Regions from separate parts of the Homo sapiens genome. Here region 1 is linked to region 2. A link is an interaction called in ENCODE POLR2A ChIA-PET data of the cell type or tissue named here. Cell type or tissue: IMR-90. All regions are shown on one strand. Each heading gives the region's core, and the rest is flanking DNA. Links, peaks and the distances in the headings are about the cores only. Region 1 has its middle 110 kb from the start of HMGCLL1. Region 2 holds the start of BMP5 (bone morphogenetic protein 5).

What was found. ChIA-PET counts read pairs that join two places held together with the same protein. Peaks named below come from ENCODE experiments on the same cell type or tissue, not always from the same donor. Only the 100,000 strongest peaks of a DNase experiment are listed, where the experiment ranks them.
Region 1: POLR2A ChIA-PET joins it to region 2 with 6 read pairs; 2 of 35 experiments call an interaction of 5 or more read pairs at or near these places.

What each region holds. Positions count from the first base shown.
Region 1 is chr6:55,690,978-55,697,399 of GRCh38, forward strand. No RefSeq gene overlaps it. Among named protein-coding and RNA genes, the nearest start is that of HMGCLL1, 110 kb to the left of the region's middle. RefSeq lists an enhancer at 3,138-3,658. In IMR-90, for the core only: no CTCF peak of the experiment used is centred there; a DNase peak (open chromatin) is centred at 3,384.
Region 2 is chr6:55,871,614-55,878,035 of GRCh38, forward strand. It overlaps BMP5 (bone morphogenetic protein 5), which reads right to left and starts at 3,977. Exons shown (of 7, transcript NM_021073.4): 1 at 2,763-3,977. The coding sequence starts at 3,252. In IMR-90, for the core only: no CTCF peak of the experiment used is centred there; no DNase peak of the experiment used is centred there; H3K27me3 peaks cover 150 bases.

The DNA.
Region 1 (6,422 bases), core at 1,273-5,272, 180 kb before region 2:
TGAATTCTTAATTGTTTGACTTCAAATTCTTTTTGAAATAAAAATATCTTGATAACAGTATCATGTCTTGGTTACTATAACTTTATACTTTTTGAAATTACCAAATATGAATTCTTGGACTTTTAAAATCGTTTTTGAAGTTGTTTTGGTTATTTTTCTCATTTGTATGTCCATACAAATTTTAGAATATATCAATTTGGAAAGAATTAACAATATTAACAATATTGACTCTTCCAAGGGGTATCTCCTCATTTATATTTTTAAAATGTCTCTCAGTAATGTTTTGTAGTTTTCAGTTTAAAGGTTTTGCACATCTTTTGTCAGATTTGTCCCTAGCACTAATATTTTCAATGTATGGTTTACTTTTAATTTCAACATCCCTTTGTTCATTAGTAATAGAACTATGCTTGAATTTTGCATATTGATCTTGTATGCTGTAATATTGATGAAATACCTTAATAGTTCTGGTAATTTTTTGGTGGATTTTTGTGAATATTCTGTGTAGATGAACATGTTATCTTAAATACATATAATTTTACTTCCAATGTCTTTTTGCCTCATGGTACTGGCTCCCATCTTTAGTATAATGTTGAACAGAAGTAGTGAGATCTGACATACATGTCTTGTTCTTGATCTTGATGGGAAAGTATTTAACACTATTAAGTATAATGTTAACTTTCCAGATATTTGTTGGTCCCTTTTGTCACTTTTAAGATGTTTTCCTTTTTTTCTTATTTCACTGAGAGGTTTTAAAATTTGTTTTAAAATCAGGAATGGAAGCTTGATTTTTGTCAAATACTTTTGATGAATCTATTGAGATGATCATATGGTTTTTCTTTTTTTACTTACTAATATGGTGAATTATATTGATTTTTTGCAATGTTAAACCAAACTTTCATTCCTGGTATAAAATATCTTTGGCTGAAAATGCATTATCCTTCTATCTATTTTATTCAGTTTCTAAAATTTTGTTCAGAATTTGAGATTCTATGATTATGAGGAAGAGTGGTCTGTAATTTTGCTTTCTTTAACTGTTTTTGTTTGGTTTTGATATTAATGCAACACTAGTCTTATCGAATGTACTATGAATCTAAAAAAATCTGTGTAGAATTAGTATTATTTTATCCTTAAATGTTTAGTAGAACTCACCTCTGAAGGTATCTGAACTTGAAGTTTTCTTGTAGAAACATTTTTTTACTACAATTTTAATTTATACACATAGTACCATTCAGGCTATTTTTTCTTGAATACACTTTGGCAGTTTGTGTTATTCAAACAAGTGTCTATTTCGGCCGGGCACGGTGGCTGATGCCTGTAATCCCAGCACTTTGGGAGGCCGAGGTGGGTGGATCACCTGAGGTCGGGAGTTTGAGACCAGCCTGACCAACATGGAGAAACCCTGTCTCTACTAAAAATACAAAATTAGCTGGGCATGGTGGTGCATGCCTGTAATCCCAGGCATGGAGCTACTCTGGAGGCTGAGGCAGGAGAATCCCTGGAACCCGGGAGCCAGAAGTTGCGGTGAGCCGAGATCACACGACTGCACTCCAGCCTAGGCCGCAAAAGCGAAACTCTGTTTCAAAAAAATAAAAGTGTCTATTTTATTTAATTTGACTAATCTATTATCATACAGTTGTTTACAATGTTCTCTTAACTGTTGTTTCAATACCTGTAGGATCTCTAGTGGGCCATCTTTCCATTCCAGATATTGGTAATGTGTGTCTTCTCAATTTCCATCTTTTTTCAGATTAGTCTGGCAAAAAGTTTTTAAGTTTTAAAAATATTTTCAAAGAGACAGTTTTGGGTTTCATTGGTTTACTGTCTTCATTTTGTTTTCTCTTTCATTAATGTTGACTGTGTCATTATTTTCTTATTTTTTGTGCATGTTTGTTTCTTAAGGTGGAAACTGAAATCATTGATTTGAACTCTTTAGTGCAGTCAATTTTCCTCTTTGTAGTGCTTTTTCAGTATCCCAGGAATGTTGCTATTTTGTGTTTATATTTGCTATTTTTTTTTCAGTTAAAAATAATTTCTGACCCCAGTGTGGTGGCACACACATGTAGTCCCAGATACTTGGGAGGCTGAGCCCAGAGAATACTTTGAGCTTGGGAGTTCCAATTCCAGCCTGGGCAATGCAACAAGATCCCATATCTTAAAAAATAAATAAATAAATGCTCTTCTATGTATTTTTTGACACATCAGTTATTTAGGAGTCTCTTAATTTCCTCATACTTGGGGATTTTATAGATTAATTTCTACTATTTATTGCTAATTTAGTTCCACCATGGTTAGAGAATACATTGTGTATTCCCTTAATGATTCTGTATTCATTGAGAGTTGTTTCACATACCAAATCTATCTCATGATTTATCTTAGTAAGTATTTCATGCTCATATAAAATAACGTGTATTATGTTATTAGATAAAATGTTCTAGAAATGTTAATTAAGTCAAGTTGGTTGTTGTTATTCAGTTTTCTATGTCTGTGCTGATTTTCTGCCTATTGTCTCTGTCAATTATTGAGTGAGGGATATTAAAATCTCCAGTTGCAATTATAAATTTGTCTCTTACTCATTGTACTTCTAGTTGTTGCTTTATGTATTCTGAAACTCTGCTATTAGGAACATAAACTTTAGGATTGTTATGTCCTTCTGATGAATTGACCACTTTGTACAAAATGACTTTCTGTACATGTAAAAATGGTTAAAATGGTACATTTTATGTACACTTTATATTTGTATACTTCACCAAAATTAAAATAATTGAACATTAAATTGGGTGAAAAAATAATTTAAAATCAATTGTTTGCAAGTGCCTCCCATAATACCTTTCTTTCTCTTTTTGTTCTTAATATACTCTAGATTGTAATGTTATGATTTATCCCTTTCACTTCTGTTGCAGCCTACTATTTCTCCTCTATGAAACATGGAATTTCCTAGGTTTATAGACTATTACCATCCCAGCCTTTACAGTCTAATCTAAACACTCTTGAGTGACTTATCTTAAATTGACGAACAAAGAAATAAAATTGAAACATTCTGTGCTTACTAAGGTCAAGTTATATTTTTAATCTAATTTATACTATTTGCCAATTAAAATAAGGAGCATTGTCTTCATGAAAGAACAATTGATCTGTTAATGATTTTAGGCAAGGAGAAGTTTATTTTATCTTAATCCAGCCTGTAGAAAAGCATTTCCTTTTCTTTTATGTGGTCTAAATTAAGTAAAAACATCATACTCTGAGCAAAGAAATCATGGAATGGGCCCCTTGCTATTGTGTGCTGATGTTAATATAGAAGAGAGACTTCATGACTGGAAGGCATCCATGATATTAAACAGGCCATGGTGCTGTGAAGTGCTGAGAGTGGTCATGCCGAGCAACAGGCCACAGGAATGCAAATCATCCACAAAGCCAAGAGTGGAGCTAGCAGGTGGCCTCGCCCATTCATCTGATGTCAACACTTTATTCAGCTCAGGCCCCTTTAACATCTGGGAAGGCCCACTATAGCTTTTAATTAAGTAGAATGCAGGCCATGCAGTGTTGCCTTCATTTAAAAAAAAAAAAAAAAAAAAAACCCACAGTCACAAAAAGAGGTATCTTCTATACACTGAGGGTCACTCTCCTTATATAAATAAATATGGGCATTTAACTTAGATTGTATGGAGGTTTTAGTTTCACAGATTTTTCCATACATTATTTCAGCATTTTATAGAAAATATTTATTTGGCTTTGGCGACAGATCAAATTTTCTTTTGGGGAAAAATGAGTTCTTTTAGTTCTCATGATTAACATTTCAGACTTTTGAGATATGTCTACTTTAAGGAGTTTTGGGATAACCATAACATATCATTTCAAAATGAGTTTATAGAAGATTAACCTATAGCAGTGGAAAGTGTCAGGTTATGGAATTAAGTCATTTTCTGAGGTCTGAATCTGAAGCCAAAGTCATTTGTAAGTGTAATTCTGTCTGTAAGTGCATAATACATGCACCCACACACATATTGAATATTTCAAGTTATGTAAAACAAGTCACTGTCAAAAACTATTTAAACCACTACTCTTTAAGAGCCTTTTAAGTGTGAAATTTCTTAAGATACTCATCATGTATAGTAAATATTTAAATTAGAAAGGCCAGCCAAGGTACAAAGTATTTAGAAGGTTCATTTAGAATTTCATAACAAAGATCTTATAATGTAATGAGGTTAGTATTTTCCTTCTTTAGATGTCTTTGAAAGGCAAAATTTTGCTTTCAGAGGTAAAAATGTTCAATGTCTTTGTGGGAAAATATTGTTTTCTCTTGGAAATAGGTTAAACTTTCCTATACAAGTAACCAGTTGTTATAAATTCTAAATTGTTAACCATGACATAATTTTTACAGAGTCTAGTAAAGTATTAAGAGAATCACACTAAGAAATCTTGAAATCATAAATCACATTTTTATATCCACATCCTTAAACCTTTGTCTAACATATAATAGGTATTCGATATGTGTTTGTTAAGAAATAAAGGAAGGAAGAAAGGAAGGAAGTGGGGGTGGTTCTAAGTGTTAAAGATGAGTGACAATATAAAACACGAAAATGATACATATCCATAAAATAAACAGAAAGATGAAACTTTCTTCATTCAAAGTCCTAACTTTTGAGCAGATTGTTCAACAGTCTTGAAAATCCAATTTTATCTGGATTTTGACTGACGTCTTATTCTTTTCTGCTAATTTAACCTTCTATCCTTATGTTTTTCACCTTTTTGAATGCAGACACACCTGCAAAACTTCTTCAAGATCTACATCATAGAGTTCCATTCCAGGCATGCTTATTCAGACTGTCCCATTTAGGAGCCTGATATACATACTATCTATGGAAACATTCCAGATGGTTCTCAGGCCCAACAAATACCAGTAACCACCGCTTTAGCAGCACCAAACTAAATGTTTTTCTTTCAACATACTTTTTTTAACCTCTCTATTTTTACTTATACTCTTCCCTCACCCTCAAATGCTCTTTTCTCCTCCTATTTCTAATCGAAGCTTAAGGATTTCTGCTAAGTTACATATCCCTTCCTCCAAAACTAAGGCCCCTGGAAAAATAATTGTTCTCTGACCTCTCCTAAATCATTTCACTTGTAGTTAATAAAGTTGGTTACTCGAGAATATTTTGCAGCACATTAAATTTGATTCCAAGCTCTCAATGTCAGGAGATCCCAATAAAAGCCATTATTAGAGAACTGCTGTAGTCACTAAGGATTTGTAGGTATTTAGGCTGGGTAGACAAGGGTCATCTTGCCTTCGTTGAGAATGCCCAGGCCCTCAGGCTCATTCAAATGGCTCTCTCCATCCATGCAAAATAAAAAAGTCTCAAGCTCTCTAACCATGGCTGAGTGTCCAGGCTCCATAGGCACAGTACAGAGCTATTCCTCTTTAACCCTGGGAGGGAGGGACTCAGGTTTGGCTTAAGTATTTTTACTTACTCAGTTCCTAGAGTGAGTTTCCCAATGGACTTCATCTTCTATGATACAATCTGCATAGGGATTATTATCAAGACATTCCCAGAAATACATAGGAGTTCCTATTTTCCAATCCACTAAAACGGCACCTAGAATTCTGAACACAGATCTATACTTTTGAGCTCCTTTAAGAAGGCAAATGTACCTGCTATATTTTGCTGTCTCTGTGGCAACAAAGATGAACCACAAAATAACCTCTCAACATATTACCCAACCATAGAATTTTTAACCGGTTACATGGATGTTTATTTCTCTATCTAAAATGTCAGTGATCTTGTTTGAGATTTGTAATTCATTCATCTTGAGTTATATACTAAACTGCTTGGTTATGAGCACTGTGCTAAATGCTAGAGATAAGAGGGAAAATAGAAGCTACCAATCCTCACCCTCATGATGCATATAATCTGGTGAACAACTCAAGCAAGTAAACAGGCAATTACAATATAGGATCCTGTGATGTGTACTTGAAAAGTATAGGAGGCTATGGGGGTATATGAGAAGGGCTGTCTAACCAAGGTTTTCACCTTTAGAACATAGTGCCTGTAGATAATTGGTGACTAATGTTTATTAACTGAATAATTTTAGAAAAAAATTTAAAAATACATTATAAATATCATCACTCATTTTTCAAGGTTGATAGGCCTCTATTGTGAAGGCAACACTTTTAAAATTTATGAAACGGAAAGATAATTCTTTCTCCACTATAATATTAAATTATACTGTTTTAATATTTACCTTCAGAAAAGGGGAATGCTGTGGGGGTCTACTGCTATTATCTGGACTATGGGAGGAATAAATAATATAAAAAACCACACTGATGAAAAAATGTCAATGGCATCAGAATTATGTTCAAGTCTCTTGCTAAGAATTAGGAAGACACAGCCTTATGTGCCCAGCACCATTCAGAAAGACTTGGGTTC
Region 2 (6,422 bases), core at 1,642-5,641:
ATTCTGTTAAACATGATTCTGAGTTTGGATTAAGTTTAATTGTTCTTCGTGACCAAAACTATGTTGAAAAAAGAATTTCTGAATGGCAAGGTACCTGTGGAAAATCCATTATTTGACTTGAAAAGGACAACACACAAGCATTTTTTAAAAGGATGCTACTAGATCCTTTTTATATAATTCTTCTAATTATGGGAAATGTCAACAGATTCTTTTCACATATTTAAATATCCAGGTGACTTCCTCAATACAAATCCCTTGCCTACTACTAATGTGACTCATTTGTACTTAGTCTCAACTATATGCATGTCTTTTAAGACAGTGAAAAAATAAAATCTAATCCTTTTTAGTCTTATAAGAACATGAAATAAACTACAGGTAATATTTGCTAACGGATATTACATTTAAAAAGCACTGGCACTCTTATTGCAGCTAATAATGTTATTACACTTTCACCTTTTCTGAGTATGCTTATTTATTTATTTGATTATAAAAGAAATGCAAAAGTTGAAGCTTTTTACTAAGCAGTGATCAACTATAAATCTTGAATGTATTTGAAGGCATGATCAAAGGATAATTAAACTGTGGTTTAATTTTCCTTAAAGTCTACCAAGAAAAACTCACCTAGTATCAGAATCAGTTTGTCAGTAATTTCATGTAAGACATTTAGTTTGGAATTATTAAATAAAGAAGAAACAACATAGTTTGTTATTGAATATAAAGCACTACTCAGAAGTTCAAGCATGATAAAAATAAACACACAGTTTCTCTAAAGCTTATAGCTAATATTGTTTCTCTAGAGTCAAATGAATAATTGTATTTCTTCATATAGGCAATAAACTAATAAACTGCTATGTTATTATAATCTGAACAATGTAACCAAAATGTCATTTATTTTTAAATGTGTTTCTCAATAATAAAAAAGTTATAGGAATCAATGAATAAAACTATTATTGGTTTTGACTTTCTTACTCTATGTAGATTTATAAAAAGTAAACACATAAATCCAAAAATCATGCTTACACTTCTCTTGTGAATGATCAGAGCAATTCTAATAAAATATATTATGACATTCATGACTGAGCTATCGTTTATTAAAATATGTAACATACATATGCTTCTTTGTCAGATTTTAGATGATATGACCTGATTTTCTCAATGGTTTATGAATATATAAATTTTGCTAGGTTGAAATTTTTCTATTAAAATATTTAAACTACTTTAAATTCTTGAATAATACTTTAGAAATGTTACAAAGCAAAATGTACCACAAGCTACACTTGCATATCCCTTATACTAGGTAAAAGCAATCACATTAATTTGAAATTAAGCTATATTTTAATGACTAAAAAGTTCCATGTGAAGTCTGTTAATTATACGTAGAAGAAAAGGCCTCCAGGACACCTGATTAGTGCAACAAATTATGACTTACTCACTTAATAATGAGACCTTTGTCTCTAGCAACATAAAACGTACGATTTATTAAGTACCTTATCCTTCATGCTAGGATTGCTAAGAGCAAATGAGCAGAGTATATTAAGCAACATATATTATAAAAGCATCCATGTGTTATTAAGATTTGTTGATAATCTGACTTTTCAAAGAATATTTCCTTTGAGATGTTACATGAGGAAGTTTTTAATTAAGTGTTTAATAAAACATGTTAATTTTAAGTCAAAGCAGATTGCATTTTTAAAACAAAGTTCTAAAAGCTATAACATCATAAAGTTCTCAATTCTTCCCAGTGGATTAAATTTGTTGATAGAGTTTTTAATCTTCAAACATAAAATATATTCGATGTTATTTTCCTTTGACTGCCAGAGATAGTAAATTTCACCTTCAATTTTTACTAAAACATTTAAAGAAAACAACAGCCCTTATAAAATAATTTGAAATTGGTAATCCATAATATTATTGTGAGAGGGAATATTGGGAACTAAATTATCATTTGACATTATCAGTATTTAAAAACCACCATGAAGTACCAGCTACAACTAAAACATAATTTTAAAATTTTCTCATTAATATTGTTGTGGTTTACAGAAAATTTCAAATATTTTATCTCATATAGAAGGAAAATTTTGTATAGATAAAGACCACTAAAGCATGTTTTACATTTTTCTTGCCTGTGAAAAAAATCAAGTAGCTATAACATACTTTACTCATTACAGTTAAGAACTGTTAGATTGAAACTTTATTTCTGAAATATTTACTATAGAATTTCAGAATCCCTTCCTTGATTCCTTGATAGTAATCTTTTATGGTGCTATTCAATCTTGGTTAATTTTACCTCTATATTTTTACAGTAGTTGCCTCCCCTAGATGAGAGATTTTTAAGTAGTATGTGAATATATACTTACATGTGCTTTAAATCACTTAAAAAAAAAGTGCTTCCGAATGTCACTTTTACTTTCCCATCTGTAAGTGCTTCTTTTTTTTATTGTTGCCCATAGCATAGCTATCCTCATAAATTTCCCTGTTTTTAGACTATTGCCTTTGCATTCATATATTTAAGCGAGGTTGAAATTTTAACAAGATCTGAAAAGACCCACACTATAAGTGTTTAAATTTAACTATTCATATTAAATATATATATATGACTTTTTGCCTAAGGCATCAATGAAAGAAAGAAAACAGAAGCTAAACAGGAGAGTTAGAGAAAATGTCTTTATATAAACATGACCACCTACCAAGCAGCTCCTTTACCATTAGGGAAAACTTCCACTTTGTAATAACATAGATTAACAAACAAATGAACAACATACCTAAGTTGACAAAGCTCATGACCATGTCAGCATCATTCAGAAAGTTGGTATCATGGAGGCTGGCTAGAGGAGGACTCTGGGTGGTCAGAGGAGTCGTCCGAGATAACTGTATGCGACGAGGATACCCATTGGGAGAGGCTGGGTATCCCTTTCTTGCCCCTCTGGTCTCTTCTGCCAAGGATGCCCTTACTGAGTACTCCGACTCTTCAGGATTTTCTTCATTGGTCATGGCATTGTAGAGATCCAGCATAAAGAGAGGTGCAGAGGACGCTTGTTTTCCAGGTGAAAATGGTCTGGGTCTGTGAGGCAAACCCAAGATAGAGAGAATTTCCCTTTGTATTTCCCGTCTTTCGTGGTTCCGTAGTCTTCTATAAATAAAACTGGAGTGAACATGATTGTCTCCCAAACCTCCTTTTGCATAACCCACTAGAACCCAGCAGCTCCAGAGGAAACCCACAATACCCTTAAGTAAAAATACAGTCAGATGCATTTTTGTCCAAAAGCAAAAGTTGATATTTTTAGTCCTTCTTGTCCTCTTAAAAAAAAAAAAAACCTAAGGTTCTAGGAGGTACAGTTTCCCAGTAGCTGAAAAAACAAATTTACCTATTTTTCATGACAGTGACATTTCTGAGCACAACATCCTCACCGATTTTCCTGTCCTATTTTAAATATTTTGGAATATGTCAAGAGTAGTTATTTCTAAGAAAGCTGAAACTCAGATTTCCAATTATCCACAGTTGTTAAGAGTTTTTGCTGCATTGATGTAGCAGAAGACGGCTAATATTATTTGATCAGATGACCTATGCATTCCTATATGAATTTATGATAATCAGGCCTTTGGTATTTGAATTAGCAAAAGTTGATCTTCTGATAAACTGTAGTTCCCAAAGTAATCTTCACTTGCTTTTGAGTTCTTCTCAACCCTTGAGCTCTTTCCAAAACAAATCCTGATTTCTGAATCACAGATCTATGCTGATCTGCACCTTGGTGTTGGAATATATATCTGTCCGGCAGCTTGGTGATAACTTTAACATCTTTTGTGTCGTCTTAGTGTAAAATAATACTCTAGGTTGTACTATTCAAGTAAATGTGTTTCCCTGAATTTACTTGAAATCCTTCCTGTAAGTCCATTCAATCCCTTTCTCCTTCTTACTGTTAATTCCACCTCCAGCAGGCACAAATATACCAGCCCTCTTCAAGAGAGATCTAAAGAGTAGTGTAAGCACAACCCTGCTGGGAAAGAAGAGGCTTCTCATTGTAATTTGAAACTGGTAAAGCAAAAAGAACTTAACCCTTTTGCTACCAGAAAAGTCTCCATTTTCACAATTTTATAACCACGCATCTAACATGAAACAGTGATGCATGGGACATACAAATTCTAGGGGAAATAAAAGGCAGTTTTCAAGTAGTACACTGAAAATTTTGCCATCCATTTTACATAGTACTTCTTTAGATCTTTTTTCAGTGACATGTACTTAATACACTTCTGTATTAAGTCTCAGGTTGTGCCTAAGTTAGCTTGATGAATCTCGGTTCTGTATTTGAGATTATTTCTAGTTTTTGTAAGTCATTAAAATGCACTTCTTAAAAAATAAAAGGATGAGTTGTAAATTGAGGTTAATTCACTGTTTCTTAATGACAGCCAGATCCTTTTAAAATAAAATACAGCAGACAATTAATCACTAATAAATATATTCTAGCTGCCAAAATAGTAGTTGTAATAATTCAATAACAGTAATTAGATAACCTAGCTTTAAGTGTCTTTAAGTATTAAAATTTTAAGCAGAAAGTTGAAATACAAATATCCTAAGATGTAGTGTCATGATTCATAACTTTTAAGTTATTTCAGTTGAAATATACACAGACTTACAAATTAGATATTTCCCATAAATTGTATTCAATACTTTGACTTGTTTTAACCCATGCAAATAAACACAAATCAAATCGTCATGACTACATGCAGATTGAAATTTGAGTTTTTAAAATTTGATGGGTAAAATGGGGAAAATGCACACCTTTCTAAAATACCATACTTAATCCAAGGAAATGAGCAAAGTATGTGTTTATCCTTAATGTTTAATGCCTTTAAAATTTGGAAGTCTACAATGTTTTTGTGCAGCTATAATTTTCCTTACAGGCTCTCACTTAACCTTAGGGCTCACAATACTTTCATTGTCTGGGATAGTATGCTGATACCAATGTAAATTTATCGAGCAAATTCTAGAGCTGTTATGAAATTTTAATGTTTTTCCTTTACTCTACCTAGAGGCGCCTGGTTTCTTGTTTCTTTTTAAATATTTCCTCTGAATGTATAAAGAAAAGTCATATTTCTTAGAAGTCTTCAGTTATTGGTGAATGCAGAATACTGAAAGGGTTTGCAGAATCTTATTGTACGCATCATTTTCTTATACAAAGTTATTGCACGAAAACTTGATGTTGCTATTTAATATTTGCTTTACTGAAATTTAATTATTAATAGTCATGTAGGATGCCACAGTAGCAGATGCAAATGCTGACATACATGCAACACCCTTGTAAAATAGATATCACAAAGAATAGCAATAGTGCAGGTTGAAAGTAAGTTAAGAAATACCACTTCAAAAAGAAATAGTTTAAATGGCTAAAATTCTTGACATTGCTTATTTAACATCCAAACCAAACTAAGAAACAAAGTCAAATCAATTACTTCAAGACAAAAAGTTTCTCTGCATTTACAAAACATCCTAGATAAAGCAGGCTACAGTTCTCAATATTTTAAAATATATCATCAAAGTTATGAATTTGCTTCATTTGTCTCTAGAGCACAGCATAGAGTTACAAAGTAAAAATTTACCACACTAGAGGAAGAAACAACTCTTACTATCTTCCATATGTGTGGATTTTTGTTCTAAGATACATGTGAAAAATAAAAATGAGACTAGGCATCACAAGTCTTAAAAACTCATTTTCCCAAAGCATGATTTATAATATCAATCAGTGTAATTATAATTTAATTGTTTCACCAGGCATATAGCCTACCTCTATATTGGAAATCAGTTGCTAGTATTCTTAGTCAGAATATTAAGTAATCACCCTTCCCGCCGACCTTCCCTTCCAACTCAGACTAGATTTGGCAAACACTCATTTTTCAAAAAGATCAACTTGTGCAGTGAGAGAAAGAAAATAAAGAAAAAGCCTTCCAGGAATAAAGAGGAAATAGTAATCGCCAAACAAAAAGTCAGATTCATTTTCAATTAAAAGTATATGTATTTTACTCCATCATTTGAATTCTCAGGTAGACTTGTATGTGAGAGCAATTTGAAGGATAAAGTATTTTGCAACTGAAAAGTATAAACATTCCAAATTTCAGAGTATGTATTTAAAGTTGTATAAGGCATTGAACATACGGAATAAGCATATGCTGAGAAAGAAGACATGGGGACAGGAAAAACACCCAGGGCATCACAAAAATTGTGTCTAAAGATAAGCACATTTCAAAGAAAAAAAAAAGGAGCCTTGTAAAAATCTACCTTTCACAATGTAGTATTTCCCTGGGTATATCCTAATGTTAGGAACCTTCTGGTAAGGAACAGAGACAATGCAATTCATGTAAGAAGTATTTCTGCACTGTCATTCTTTCTGATCATTTTTCTCTTTCCCTCATTAAAATCTGACACATTT